5 separate regions of the Homo sapiens genome follow, and regions 1, 3, 4 and 5 are each linked to region 2. The links are chromatin contacts, found by Hi-C or POLR2A ChIA-PET in ENCODE. All regions are on one chromosome and are shown on one strand. The core of a region is the stretch at or near the end of the contact, and the rest is flanking DNA. Distances in the headings are between cores, read along the strand shown.

What was found. A loop is a pair of places that touch in the nucleus more often than their neighbours do. ChIA-PET counts read pairs that join two places held with the same protein, here RNA polymerase II (POLR2A). Pooled maps may share reads with other maps.
Region 1: a pooled map shows a loop between it and region 2 (4-fold over the local background). The contact joins the promoter of ARPC1B here to the promoter of ZKSCAN1 in region 2. A Hi-C loop is called at or near these places in 3 of 50 pooled maps. POLR2A ChIA-PET finds 5 or more read pairs at or near these places in 3 of 52 experiments (CD4-positive, alpha-beta T cell, CD8-positive, alpha-beta memory T cell and HEK293).
Region 3: a loop to region 2 is called in a pooled map, with 6 times the contacts of the local background. The contact joins the promoter of MOSPD3 here to the promoter of ZKSCAN1 in region 2. A Hi-C loop is called at or near these places in 7 of 50 pooled maps. POLR2A ChIA-PET finds 5 or more read pairs at or near these places in 3 of 52 experiments (CD4-positive, alpha-beta T cell, activated T-cell and naive thymus-derived CD8-positive, alpha-beta T cell).
Region 4: a loop to region 2 is called in a pooled map, with 8 times the contacts of the local background. The contact joins the promoter of FBXO24 here to the promoter of ZKSCAN1 in region 2. A Hi-C loop is called at or near these places in 6 of 50 pooled maps.
Region 5: a loop to region 2 is called in a pooled map, with 5 times the contacts of the local background. The contact joins the promoter of ATP5MF-PTCD1 here to the promoter of ZKSCAN1 in region 2. A Hi-C loop is called at or near these places in 1 of 168 maps with a recorded cell type or tissue (naive thymus-derived CD4-positive, alpha-beta T cell), 3 of 37 single-sample maps with no recorded cell type and 7 of 50 pooled maps. POLR2A ChIA-PET finds 5 or more read pairs at or near these places in 8 of 52 experiments (Caco-2, GM10248, H1 and 5 more).

Annotation. Positions count from the first base shown.
Region 1 is chr7:99,373,462-99,376,161 of GRCh38, reverse strand. It overlaps ARPC1B (actin related protein 2/3 complex subunit 1B), which reads right to left and starts at 1,432. Exons shown (of 10, transcript NM_005720.4): 1 at 1,381-1,432. RefSeq lists silencers at 522-1,161, 1,172-2,051 and an enhancer at 2,352-2,700.
Region 2 is chr7:100,014,260-100,016,959 of GRCh38, reverse strand. ZKSCAN1 (zinc finger with KRAB and SCAN domains 1) reads right to left here and starts at 1,364. Exons shown (of 6, transcript NM_003439.4): 1 at 1,234-1,364. RefSeq lists a silencer at 1,109-1,278.
Region 3 is chr7:100,611,140-100,613,839 of GRCh38, reverse strand. MOSPD3 (motile sperm domain containing 3) reads right to left here and starts at 1,300. Exons shown (of 5, transcript NM_023948.5): 1 at 844-1,300; 2 at 571-646; 3 at 134-363. The coding sequence starts at 1,048. RefSeq lists a silencer at 1,258-1,317 and an enhancer at 1,438-1,707.
Region 4 is chr7:100,584,931-100,587,632 of GRCh38, reverse strand. It overlaps FBXO24 (F-box protein 24), which reads right to left and starts at 1,305. Exons shown (of 10, transcript NM_033506.3): 1 at 969-1,305. The coding sequence starts at 1,007. It overlaps LRCH4 (leucine rich repeats and calponin homology domain containing 4), which reads left to right and starts at 1,504. Exons shown (of 18, transcript NM_002319.5): 1 at 1,504-1,752. The coding sequence starts at 1,533. RefSeq lists silencers at 627-746, 1,507-1,936, 1,977-2,026 and enhancers at 2,168-2,681, 2,682-2,702.
Region 5 is chr7:99,464,845-99,467,544 of GRCh38, reverse strand. ATP5MF-PTCD1 (ATP5MF-PTCD1 readthrough) reads left to right here and starts at 1,378. Exons shown (of 9, transcript NM_001198879.2): 1 at 1,378-1,416. The coding sequence starts at 1,404. ATP5MF (ATP synthase membrane subunit f) reads left to right here and starts at 1,378. Exons shown (of 4, transcript NM_004889.5): 1 at 1,378-1,434. The coding sequence starts at 1,404. RefSeq lists enhancers at 1,190-1,309, 976-1,591, 1,592-2,209.

The DNA.
Region 1 (2,700 bases), core at 183-2,682, 640 kb after region 2:
TCTTGGCTCACTGCCAAGGCAGGTTCAAGCAATTCTCTTGCCTCATCCTCCTAAGTAGCTGGGATTACAGGCATGTTACGTGGCTTTTTTTTTTTTTTTTGAGACGGAGTCTTGCTCTGTTGCCCAGGCTGGAGTGCAATGGCGTGATCTCGGCTCACTGCAACCTCTGCCTCCCGGGTTCAAGCAATTCTCCTGCCTCAGCCTCCTGAGTAGCTGGGATTACAGGTGCGTGCCACCATGCCTGGGTAATTTTTGTATTTTTAGTAGAGACAGGGTTTCACCATGTCGGTCAGGCTAGTCTCGAACTCCTGACCTCAAGTGATCCGTCCACCTCGACTCCCAAAGTGTTGGGATTACAGGCATGAGCCACAGCGCCTGGCTACATTTTATTTATTTATTTTAATAGAGAAAGGGTCTCGCAATGCTGTCCATGCTGGCCTCCAACTCCTGGCCTCAAGCGATCCTCCCGCCTGGGCCTCTCAAAATGCTAGGATTCTATGTGTGAGCCACCGCGCCCGGCCGGGATGGGTGGTGGTAGCCTCCGGGCTGCATTGGCAGAGGAGGCAGGGGGAGGTCTGACTCCCCAGGCTTGCACTCCTGATCCCTTCACTGCCCGCGGGTGCAGCCCGGCCCCGCCCCGCCCTAGGCGGCCTGGCTGCTCTCCCAGCGCCTCCGGAAAGGGAGGGGCTGCTCGGATCTGCCCTGGCCGCGGAGCCCTGCAGCTGAGGGGGTGCGTTCCGGGACCCCGCCAGCCAGGCCCGCCCCGTACGGGACCCCTCGGACCTGGCCCGGGGGAGGCGGGTGGGAGCAGCGGGAGCGGCCAGGAGGGCAGGGGCGGGGCGGCAGGAGACGCCAGCTCATTTCCCGGCGGCTGCAACCCGGAAGGCTCCGGGGATGGAGGGGAAGTGACTGGGTGTGGGGCCCCGCCGGCCCGAAGTAACGGGGCTACACCGACCGACCGCGGGGCAAGGCTGGGGATGGGGGCCGGGGAGCAGGGGCGGAAGGCACGAGGCGGAAGCTTGGGGCCGGGGGCTGGGGACGCCCCGAGGGCGCCCGGTGCGCTGGGAGCCCGCGTTTCCACAGTCTGGCCCTGCGGCCACCCCCGCGCCCCCTCCAATCCCAGGGCTCCCTCTCCTTTCCGTGAGCCCCTCGTCCCCGCGCCCCCTCCTCTCCATGTGCCCCCACTCATCCCCGTGCCCCTATTGGGCGGCGCCCCACATCTATGCGTCCTCACTTCCAGGCGCCCCCCGGTCCCCTCCTTGCACCCCCTCTCATCCCTCCAGTCCCGCTCACTCCCAGGCGGCGCCCCACATCTACGCGCCCCCCCACCTCCAGGTGGCTCCCCTGACCCCCACCTCCGGGCGCCCCCACGGCCCTCACCTCCCGCGCCCCGGCCGCGGACTCTGGGCAGTCGACGCGCCGAACCGGCTCTGGGCTCCGCGCCGGAGCAGCAGCCACTTCCTCGTGGGCGGGGGGCGGGGCCTGCCGACCTCAGCCCGGTAGGGCCCGGGGGCGGGGACCTGGGGCAGCGGTCGCGAGATCCAGGTCCCGCCCTCCCTTCGGGGTGGGGGTGCTGCCGGTACCCGCGCAGACGTCGGAGCCCAAGGCTCTGTCCGCAGAAGCCGTCCGCAACCACCGTCAATGCTTTACCAATGGGGAAACTGAGGCTGGGAGCCAGGCGCGCAGCCTGAGCCGCCGCTGGGCTGGACCTCCGAGCCTGGGCCGGGCGCACGGCCCCCGGGGACTGCCGGGCGCAGGGTCGGGGAGTCACGTCCTCTGAGCCCGGACGGCGGGTACTGCGGGCTCCGCGCTCACACGCAGGTGAGCGGCTAGCGAGCCCTGCAGCCCCGTCGGCAGCCAGCGAGGAGCTCCCTTCACGCTGATGCCGGTGGGCGCCAACTGTGCAGGCCCTGGGCGGGGAGCAGGCGGTCCGGGCGTGGCCAGGGCAGCCCGGCCCCGCCCCCTTGGCCCTCCGTGTCCTCGCCACGAAACAGGGGTGCTGTCCCCGGGCAGGGTGACACTGGCCGCCCCTGCTGACGCTGGCCGGCCAGTTAACTTCTTTCCTTTCTGTTTTACGTCAATCGGCTTCACTTCTTTAAGTTACCCGGTTAGCCTTGCAGAGCCGCCTGATTGCGGGTCTTGGGCTAGGTGGTCCCCGGAGTCTTCCCATCCTGACCCTCTGCCTCTTCAGTGGATACGTGGCCTGGCGGCCAGGCAGATGGAAGAGACCCCAGTGAAAACCTTACCTCGGCCGGTCGCGGTGGCTCACGCCTGTAATCTCAGCACTTTGGGAGGCCGAGGCGGGAGGATCACGAGCTCAGATCGAGACCATCCTGGCTATCACGGTGAAACCTCGTCTCTACTAAACAATACAAAAATTAGCCAGGCGTGGTGGCGCATGCCTGTAATCCCAGCTACTCGGGAGGCTGAGGTAGAAGAATCGCTTGAATCTAGGAGGCAGAGGTTGCAGTGAGCCGAGATCGCGCCATTACACTCCAGCCTGGGCGACAGAGTGAGACTCTGTTTCAAAAAAAAAAAAAATTAGCTGCAAGGAGCCCCATGGCGTGATGGAGCGCTGCTGTAATCCCAGCTACTCGGGAGGCTGAGGCACGAGAATTGCTTGAACCCCGGGGGCAGAGGCTGCAGTGAGCCAAGATGGGGCCCCTGCACGCCAGCCTGGCAACAGAGCGAGACTTCCTC
Region 2 (2,700 bases), core at 115-2,614:
TTATATGTTAATTCAGAGAAGATACAAACCTGGATACACATTCTGGGGCAAATCACCATGGTTTCCTATGTAAAACAGCGATTTCTCCACATTTGTTCAGCATATATACTAACAGTGCTTTGCTGATGTGGTTACAATGAATTCTCCACAATTCAATTCAACAAGTATTTATTGACCGCCTCCAATCCGCCTAGCACTGGCCCGTACAATAAATGCTTTCTTTGGTCCCAGGCCATGGAACAGCCACTCTCTATAATGAAAGTATCTTACTGTGTACAGGGGGCACTGCAGGAAAGGGAGGGGAGGGATGGAGGAGTGTCAAGCTAAACTGTAGTTAATTCTTCAATTACATTGACCAAATCATTTCGAAGTCGGAAGGGCCTTTTGAGAAAATCCAGTTAGTTTTTATTGATGACGAAATTAAGACTTGGTGAGTGTCTCGTCTTATCCAAGGTCACTCAGCTAATCAGTCTCCTAGTGACACAGTGCAATTTCCACAAATTCCCTTCACTTCTCACCCCACTCCATGTCAAACAGAGCAACTATCCAGAATTGAAAAATCCACCTAACGTCCCGGACAGCTCTTTTCCAAAGCCTTCAAAGCATTCCATCAAGCTGAAAGAGTGGGGTGTATATAATCTCTACTAGATCCCAATCACCTATTTATCCACTATGACTAGGCTTCAAATACTCTTTAATCACCGCTCAGTGATGAGGGTGGGAGAAGGAAAGGCAGGTCTGGAAACGTATGCGGCACCTCAAAATGTGTCCATCTCTCATCCTTCCGCTCATTTCACCTCGAGGTCCCGAAGGAACCGGGGGGGGAAAAAGACACCTCACCGGAATCAAAGCAAATGGCGACTAAGGGAGAGCAGAAAAATCAAGACCGGGGTCGGTTCGCTCGCGACCCCGTTTGCAGAAACGTCAAAGGGCGATGACGACACTGCGGGAGAGGGGCCCACAGACGGCTTCTCCCCGGGTCTCCGGGCACCCTCAGCCACTGAAACCCTCGCCCCCTCCCCGCCTGATCCTGGGGGTGGGGCGGGGACGTCTCCCAGGAAGAACGGCGCTTTCTACGGCCGGGCCCGGCCAGGAGGCAGGGGCATGGACTCTCTTCGCACAACAGCGGGGCCGCCTGGAGGGGGTCCCAGGGCCGCAGCTGCGGAGCCCACCCTCGCGCACACACCCTTGCGGCCCCGCCCTCCCACCCCAGAGGCCGGCCCCAAGTCTCACCGTGAGCCCCGGGAGCGGCCTGGGGGCGCTGGGCGAGAAAGGGGAGCTGACTCTGGGGCTCAGGCCGGCCGAAGGGCACCGCACACGGACTTAGGCCCTCCCGACGCCTCGACACAGACACAATGAGTCACAAAGGCCGGAAGCGTGTCACCACCTCGTCTTCCGGGACCGCGCCGCGCTTCCGGGTCCTCTCTAGGAGCGCGGGAGGACTTTGCATCTCGGTTTCCGAATCGCTGGACCAGGCGCCTGCCCTTGAGTTTTCAAGCCTCCAGCTTGGAGGATCAGGTCCCAGTCCGCCCCTAGTTAATGCAGGGACTAACGGGAGCAGGTGGTGGGGGGTTTCAGGCTTTCCCCTACTCAAACTCAAACAGACTCTCCAGCTCAGACACCAGTCCATGTGAAAGTTCGATTTCACCTGTCTTTTTCATCTCAGGCAGTCCTTGTAGTAATTATAGTTATTATCAAGCAATATAGTACTTGGTAATTGTATGTCTGTGGCAAAGGAACTGAAACAAGGATGTAGACTGAGGAAGATCAAAGTGAAGCCAAGGGTGGCTGGTTTCCCAAAGCTGCCACGGTAGCTTCTCTCAGGGCCCTGGAGCTATATGGAGTGGTATTTTCAAATACTTGGCCCGTGGACAAGGGATGTCTTTCCACAAGCAAGCATAGTTATAAGGTTCTGTGCTTTGCTCATGTGGCATATGCTATTATAGCCGTTTAAAAGGAGTTTTCAGAGTAACAACAGACACTTTTACCTTCAAAGTGCTTTCACAACCTACCACAGTTACAGCCTTCATCTTTGCCTTGCAGGGTAAGGCACGCATAAGAGGGGGCCACGTTGTGCAAGGGTGGGGGGGACTACAGGCTTTAATGGTTGTGACTTTCCACTATGTTCCGAGACAAGTTCATGGGAGAAACTCAGTAGCTTGGTTGCATGACTCTTACTGCTTGGAGAGATTTACTTTTTTTTTTTAGATGGAGTCTCGCTCTGTCACCCAGCCTGCAGTGCAGTGGCACCATCTTGGCTCACTGCAACCTCCACCTCCCAGGTTCAAGCGATTCTCCTGCCTTAGCCTCCTGAGTACCTGGGACTACAGGCGCACACCACCATGCCTGGTTAATTTTTGTATTTTTGGTAGAGAACAGGGTTTCACCATATTGGCCAGGATGGTCTCGATCTACTGACCTTGTGATCCACCCGCCTCAGCCTCCCAAAGTGCTGGAATTACAGGCGTGAGCCACCGTGCCCGGCCAGATTTACTTTTTAAAAAATGTTTGAAAACTAAAAAGCAATGACAGGGCCAGACACGATGACTCAAGCCTGTAATCTTAGCACTTCGGGAGGCTGGGACGGGAGGATTCTTGAGCCCAAGAGTTGGAGACCAGCCTAAGCAACGTAATGAGACCCTCTCTCTACAAAAAATACTAAAATTAGCTGGGTGCAGGGTAGTGTGTGCCAGTGGTCCC
Region 3 (2,700 bases), core at 51-2,550, 600 kb before region 2:
CTCGGAGGAATGTTTCCACCAAAAGACAAAAGACTGAACCAGGAGACTTCTTCAAATCCAATTTATCTCATCTCTAGGGAAATGCTAGTTCCTCCCTCCCTACAGAACTCAAGATCCCAGTCTCCCAACTCACGCTCCTGGAAGTGTCTGGCCGTGGGTGGTGGTGTCCCAGCAGGAGGCCCTGGGCGAGGCGCTGGATCTGGCTGTCCCTGAAGCTCAAGGGGGTACGCTGGGGCTCTCAGAATGGAGGTAATGTCCTTGCGTCCCACCACTCGGCCCTCAGCTCCTTCCTCAGACAGCTCAATGCGGAAGCGGTCCTGGACATCATAGTGGCTGGGAATGGGTGCCACATGGCGAATCACACTGGTCCCAAGGTAGGAGAGAAGCCCATTGGGGTGAATGAGGCAGTAATCCAAGGAAATCTGGGCCTCCCCCCAGAAGTCTCTCCCTTAGGGGCACAGGCAGAGGATAGGGCAAATAGGTTAAAGGGGGCAAGGTCTCAGACCTCAGACAACAGGTGGCAGCGACCCCTGGCTTCCACAAGCCTCCCCACCCTCCCAGCTCACTCACATGTCAATGCAAGACTGGGGCTTCACATATCCCTCTGCGTCAAACACCGTGTATTTGGCAGGTGCTGTGCACAGGACTGGGGGATAGAGACACACACAGACAAGCCCTGCCATGTGGGTCATTTAAGTCCCCTCTGCCTTCTGCCCCGGAGGCTGGACATGACTTTCCCAGTCCACCAAAGCTGGACGTGCAACCCTACCCATCTGACTCCTCCAGCCAACACAACCCCCCAGTGTCCGGCCACCAGCCCCCACGAGGCGCCGATCCCTTTACCTCGGAAGCGAAGCGCAGTTCCTGTGGGGTTATAGAGGGTCAGCAGCTGTCGGGGTCCGCTCCGCTGGTCCGCCCTGAATACTAGATCCGGGGGAAAGACCAGGACCGGGACAACGGGTCCCAAGGGAGGAGGGGCGCCCCGGGACCCCCGCCCAGGGGGCCCCGGACCCACCAGCTCCTGGTCCTGGGGCGCCCCACGGCGCATGCAGGCTCTGGGCGGTCGGACATCCGAGGGCAGAGCTCAGGGGACAGGGCCTGGAGTCAGAGCTGGGGGGCGTGAGGGGCGAAAGGGGACAAGATGAGCTCCCGGAGCAGGGCCTCGACTGATGCCGCCGCCGCCTTGGAACCCCGCTAGATGGGGCTCCCGCAGACCCAGGCCCAGGGCCCCCAAGACCTTTCCTCTTCCAGCTCTGCCCCAGGTTCCTTCGGACCCGCCGAGCCCCACCTCGACGGCCACGCCCACCCCGCTAAACCCGGCCCCTCGCAGCTCCCAACCCGGCCTTCTCCTCACGCCCAGCTCACGATCTCCATAAGCCCCGCCCCGCCGCTGGCCTCGCCCCTTCCGGGCGTTCCCGGACGCCCGCCTCCTCTCTCCAGCCAGACTCCGCCCGCTGCAGCGGGCGCCTGCAGAGCGACCTGTGACGCCGCCTGCTTCCTGGGAGACCTGTGTTTGCGTCTCCGGCCCCTCCCTAAGCTCGGACACGGGCCCCATCGGGCTTCTGCCTCAAAACGGTCGCTCGCGTTAGGATGCCCACCTTGTGGTTAAAGCACCTGCCAGTCAGCTTGTGGTCAGATTAATGTTGCCATGTTCCAGAGAGTCCTTTTCTATACTTCCGCCGTACGGCCTCTGTCATTGGCTAGGACGTCTTTGTTTCTGCCGTAACTATACGCCGATTGGTGTGCTGAAAGACCAAACAACGCCCTCCTTCTGTCGTCTGCGATTGGCTGGATTCCGGTGACGTAACAGTTGTACTGGCTCGAACTCGAGCCCTGAAGTAACTCAGAGAACCGGGGGCGGGGTTTCGAACTGGGCTTTGTTCTTTCCTCCCTATTCTTGAGATGGTCCAAGTCAATCTCCCACCGGGAAGCCCTTTTCCTCCTCTTCATTCCAGGCTCTAGAAGCCTCTGCAGGAACCAAGCCTGTTTTCTTTGCTTTTTTTTTTTTTTTTTTGAGACGAAGTCTCGCTCTGTCACCCAGGCTGGAGTGCAATGGCACGATCTCGGCTCACTGCAACCACCGCCTCCAGGGTTCAAGCGATTCTCCTGTCTCAGCCTCCCGAGTAGCTGGGATTATAGGCGTGCGCCATCACGCCCGGGTAATTCTTTGTATTTTTAGTAGAGACGGGGTTTCACCATGTTGGTCAGGCTGGTCTCGAACTCCTGACCTCAGGCGATCCACTTGCCTCAGCCTCCCAAAGTCCTGTAATTACAGGCGTGAGCCACCGTGCCCGCCCTCTTTTTTGCTTTTTTAGAGACAGAGTCTCACTCTGTCGCCCAGGCTGGAGTGCAGTGGCGCTATCATTGCTCACTGCAGCCTCCAACTCCTGGGTTCAAGCGATTCTCCTGCCTCAGCCTCCCGAGTAGCTGGGATTACAGGCGTGCATCACCATGCCTGGCTTTTTGTAATTTTTTGTAGAGACGATCTCGCTATGTTCTGCAGGCTGTTCTCGAACTCCTGGGCCCAAGCGATCCTCCCACTTAAGCCTCCCAAAGTGCATGAGAGCCACTGTTCCTTCCCCAGGCTCAAAGTCTGTTTTCTATGGGTTGGAGGTTCCTCCCATCTGGGACTCCAGACTAAGTCTTGCCTCCTGTTTCTCACCTTCCTGTGAGGGACGTGGGAAATCACTCACATTTGCA
Region 4 (2,702 bases), core at 56-2,555, 570 kb before region 2:
ATCAGACCTTCTTAAAAAAAAAAAAAAAAAGGCCGGGCGCGGTGGCTCACGCCTGTAATGCCAGCACTTTGGGAGGCCGAGGAGGGCATATTGCCTGAGCTCCTGAGTTTGCGACCAGCCTGGGCAACACGGTGAAACCCCGTCTCTACTAAAATACAAAAAATTAGCCGGGTGTGGTGGCGGGCGCCTGTAGTCCCAGCTACTCGGGAGGCTGAGGCAGGAGAATTGCTTGAACCCGGACAGTGGAGGTTGCTGTGAGCCGAGATCGCGCCACTGCACTCCAGCCTGGGCGACTGAGCGAGACTCCATCTCAAAAAATAAAAAAATAAAAAGAGGAAGGGAACGGAAGGGAGAGGGAGGGAGGGAGGAAGAGAGGAAGGGAGTGAAAACATCCACTGTGAAAACTGAGGGAGCGGGAAAGGGCTGTGCGTGGAGGATCCAGAGACCTGGTTTCTAGAGCAAGCCAGCTGTCAGGAACTTGCTGTTCGCTCTTGCTAACGCATCAACTTCCCTCTGCCTCAGTTTCTGCATTCGTAGCACCAAGGGCGTGTTCTAGGCGGTGAGATCCTTTCTAAGCCTCTAAAACCCCGTGGTCTGGTCCCCTCTCCATTCCTGTCCAGGGGAGCTCCTCGGGTGAGACGGCAGACCGTGCAACGCTGCACCTACACCCTCCCTCCTCGAGCTGGGCATCTCCAGGCTCTGGGAAGCCCCCCGCCCGCCCCCAGCCCGGGGGTCCCGAGACCCCTGCCAGAGGCTTCACAGTCGGAGGTCCCCCCGCTGCCCCTTCAGCTGCGACAACCGCCAGTGCACTGGCCTCAAGCAGTCGCCCGAATCCCCTCAAGCCCTGGACGCCGGCTAGCCCCCTAACACGTCCAGCTCGCACTCGCCACTGCAGCGGCGAACTGCGTTCCCGGCCGGCCAGGGGCTCCGCGTTCATTCTTAACCTCAGTCTTAAAGTTCTAGCTCACCCGCCTCCTCCTTAGCAAAGGGACCGCCTTCTCGCCCATGCTATTGGTAGGTAGAGCCGTCCCTCAGAGAAGAGGCAGGTCCAGATTCCCTTCGGAGGCTCTAATTGGCCTTCTTGACAGTCACTCGCCTGTATCTGGCTTACGATTGGTCTTTGGGGGACGAGGACTAGGCACCCCCTGCTTGCGGTCCCTCGGCCCGTTTTCCTGCTAGTGGAGTGCCGGTGTCCCCTCCTCTTGGTTGGACCTGATTGGCTCCACCTCCCGATCTGAGCATTGTGATTGGGTGCAGCTGCGCTGGGCGGGACGGCCTGGAGCGTCGGCCGTTGGCGAGCGCTCTATCCTTGTTCCCCTCCCTTCTCTCGTCAGACTCCGGCGCCGGAGCTCCACCCCCACTGACGGGTTCTGATTGGCCGCTTCTGACGCGTCTCGGGGCCACGATTGGTCCGTCCGGTCCCGGACACCGCTCCCTCCCCCTTGAGGCAACTACGGCGGCTCCAAGGAGGGGGTGGGGGAAGGAGGGACGGCCGGTCCCGTCAGTCAGGCAGCGGGAGCCGCCGGGAGCGGATGGCGGCGGCCGTAGCGGCTCCACTCGCCGCCGGGGGTGAGGAGGCGGCAGCCACGACCTCCGTGCCCGGGTCTCCAGGTCTGCCGGGGAGACGCAGTGCAGAGCGGGCCCTAGAGGAGGCCGTGGCCACCGGGACCCTGAACCTGTCTAACCGGCGCTTGAAGCACTTCCCCCGGGGCGCGGCCCGTAGCTACGACCTGTCAGACATCACCCAGGCTGGTGAGTGCAGCCGGGCCCCGGGCCCAACCGGGTCCCTCATTTGCATAGCCCCACCCCGGGCCCCGCCCGGCCCGGGAGTCGGGCCCGCCCCTTCACCTGGCGGCCAGGGTTGCTGCCCCTCCTGATTGCCCTAAACCTGCAGCCATCCTCTCCCATCTTTGAGAACCCCCTAGACAATGAACGTGCTTCTCGTTTGCACAGAACGCCCTGCGCCTCCGAGCGTTGGGAGAGATTCCTCCTTTCTCTTTATTTGCATATCTGCGCACCTGTAGGATGGTCCCGCCCCTCACCTGGTTGGCTTATTTACATGATCTCTTAACCTCAGCTCCAATCGGTCTATGAAGCAGTCCCCACGAGCTCCTCTAATAACTGCTTTCTCTCCCTCTTCATCTACACCTCTTAACCCCCGTCCCACCGAGATCCGAGCAGCCCCGGGCACCCCCTTCCCAGTGACTGGCCCCTAAGCCCGAGGTTTCTGCTTTCTGTGCCGCAACCCCGCCCCCTAAGGTCCTGGCCCTCTCCACTGTCCACGCAGCTCTCCAGCCTATGGGAAAGAAACAAATCTCTACCTCCCCTCACTCTTTTCTCCCTGAGCTCTTCCGCCTATTATCCCCAACCGGCTTATCTGAGATTCCTCCTCCTCCTTCCTAAGCCTGTGAGGTCACTGTGGAGCCTGTGACCTCATAGGGATCTTAGAATTCCCATTTCAGTTTCTGCTTTCCCCCGGGGGAGGGACTTGAGGCCGTTGCTGGAGGGAAGGAAATCTTATCTCCTAGCTGGGAGTGCTGGCCAGCTAGAGACTGTCCTTCCACGCCTCCACCCGCAGGATCTGTCCAACCATGCACCCTCCACCCTGGTGTCTGTGGATGGTAGGGGGTGGGGGACTTAACTGTGACAGGTGAGTCAAGCCTCAGCTACTCAGGAGGCAGCCTATGACCTTGGGCCGGCAG
Region 5 (2,700 bases), core at 129-2,628, 550 kb after region 2:
GCCGTGCTTTCACACACCTATAATTGTATATGCGATTTTCACTGCCTGGGGAGAAGGGAAGCAGACATGGAGGAGCCCCACAATGCCACCTCTGAAACAAGAAATGTAGCAGAATGAACTGAACGAGGGTGGCATTTATTTGGCAAGTTATGACTACAAGACCTGCTCTCGAGGTTGTTTTAAAAATCGGAGGCCCGGCGCGGTGGCTCACGCCTGTAATCCTAGAACTTTGGGAGGCCGAAGCGGGTGGATCACGAGGTCAGGAGATTGAGACCATCCTGGCTAACATGTTGAAACCCCGTCTCTACTAAAAATACAAAAAAATACAAAAAATTAGCCAGGCGTGGTGGTGGGCGCCTGTAGTCCCAGCTACTCGGGAGGCTGAGGCAGGAGAATGGAGTGAACCCCGGAGGTGGAGCTGGCAGTGAGCCGAGATCGCGCCACTGCACTCTAGCCTGGGTGACAGAGCGAGACTCTGTCTCTAAATAAATAAATAAATTAATTAAAATAATCAAAATTGAAGTAGCCCGGGCAGTGTGGTTCATGCCGGCAGTTCCAGTATTTTGGGAGGCCGAGGTAGGAGGAACGCTCGAGGCCAAGAGTTTAAGAGCAGTCTAGGCAACATAGGGAGACGCCTTCTCTACAAAATATAATTAGCTGGGCGTGGTGGCGTGCACCTGTAGTCCCAGCTACTTCGGAGGTGGAGGAAGAACGCTTGAGGCCAGGAGTTCAAGACCAGCCTGAGCAAAATAGAGAGCCTCTACCCCCACTCCTCACCACACTGTTTCCACCAAAAAAAAAAAAAAAAAAAAAAAAAAAAAAAAAAAGCTGGAAGTGGTGATGTGAGCCTGTAGTCCTAGCTACTTGGGAGGCTGAGATGGGTGGATCGCTTGACTCCGGGAGTTCAAGGCTGCAGTCAGCCGTGATCAAGCCACTGTCTGAAAAGTAAATGCTCGTCTGAAAAGTAAAAAATAAAAATAAAAATAGACTGGGCGCGGTGGCTCACGCCGGTAACCCCAGAACTTTGGGAGGCCGAGGCGGGGGGATCACGTGAGGAAAGGAGTTCAAGGCCAGCCTGGCCAACATGGTGAAACCCTGTCTCTACTAAAAATACAAAAATTAGCTTGCTGTGCTGGTGCACGCTTGTAGTCCCAGCGCGGCCTCTTCCCACCTTTTAAGGTAGAGAGCCCAGGCTGAGGCGCCCCTCTCTCTAACTGCAGGACCCTCGGATTTTTGCTGTCCAGGCACCTCGCCCTTCGCTTCATGGCCTTCTAGTAGTTCCAGGGTGTTCGCAGTTGTGACCTGCTTCCCGTGAGCCTCTGCTCTACGCCCCTGGATGGGGCGTGCATTCCCTACCCAGCAGCCCTCGCGCGGTCCGGCACAGCGGACACCAGGACTCCAAAATGGCGTCAGTTGGTGAGTGTCCGGCCCCAGGTAAGGCTGTTTGGACTCCGTGGTGGAAGCAGGAGCCAGGGTCCAGGGTCCAGAGCCACACTGGGAGAGAAGGAAGCTGCGGAGCTGCCTGCCCTTTGCTCAGGCACTTCGCCACGACCTCACTTGAGGCGCGCCAGACCCCGCTCCGCCTGCCCAGGCGCGCCTTCCTGCTGCCCAGGGCCTGCGCCAACCGGGTTAGGCGTGGAGGGTGAAGGCATCTGGGGCACGCGCTTCTGGGCCTGGGAATGCGCCGCCTTGGGCCACTGTTCCTCTTTCCGCTAAGAAATAGCCGCTTCCCTCTCCCGCTGCGACCCAGTTGCTTTGCACTTGAATGTTAGGCGCAGCTTTTGCCCTTTTTTCCCAAGGCTTAAGCTCAGATGAAGCTCCAGGAGGAGCTCAGGACTAGGACTGTACCTGATACCATGTAAGGTTCGATGCATATATGTTGAATCAGAGAGGCGAGGTGACCTGTTCAAGGTCACAACTCGTGCGAGGGCTGAGCTGGTATTCAAACCTGAGGATTCGTGGTAAATGAACTTTATTCTCTAGGACGGCCTTATGACTAGCAGGCTTTTCCGAGACACCCATGTGTAAATCGCTACATTCATCCCGCTGTGCACACTGATGATTTTTGTTTGTTTGTTTTTGAATAGTTAGCCCTAGATGCTCCATAGTAGCCTTGTCAGAGAGTCCTTGTTGGGAAAGTCGATTCCATTTTACAGATGAGGGAAATAACTGTTCGGGATGTGGTGTGGCCTCTCTGAGGTCACACAGCCTGATAGTGGCAGAGTTTTGATTAACACATGTGTGTCTTAGCTCAGTTTCTGGTTTTTTTTTATCATTTTTTTTTTGAGATGGCGTTTCGCTCTTGTCGCCCAGGGTGGAGTGCAATGGTGTGATCTCGGCTCACTGTAACCTTTGCCTCCTGGGTTCAAGCGATTCTCCAGCCTCAGCCTCCGAGTAGCTGGGATTACAGGCGCAGGCCACCATGCCCAGCTAATTTTTGTATTTTTAGTAGAGACGGGCTTTCACCACGTTGGCCAGGCTAGTCTTGAACCCCTGACCTCAGGTGATCCATGTACCTCGGCCTCCCAAAGTGCTGGGACTACAGGTGTGAGCCACTGCGTTTCTGTATTCTTTTTTTTTGACATGGAGTCTCACGCTGTCGCCCAGGCTAGAGTGCAGTAGCTGATCTCGTCTCTGCAACCTCTGCCTCCCAGGTTCAAATGATTCTGCTGCCTCAGCCTCCCAAGTATCTGGGATTAC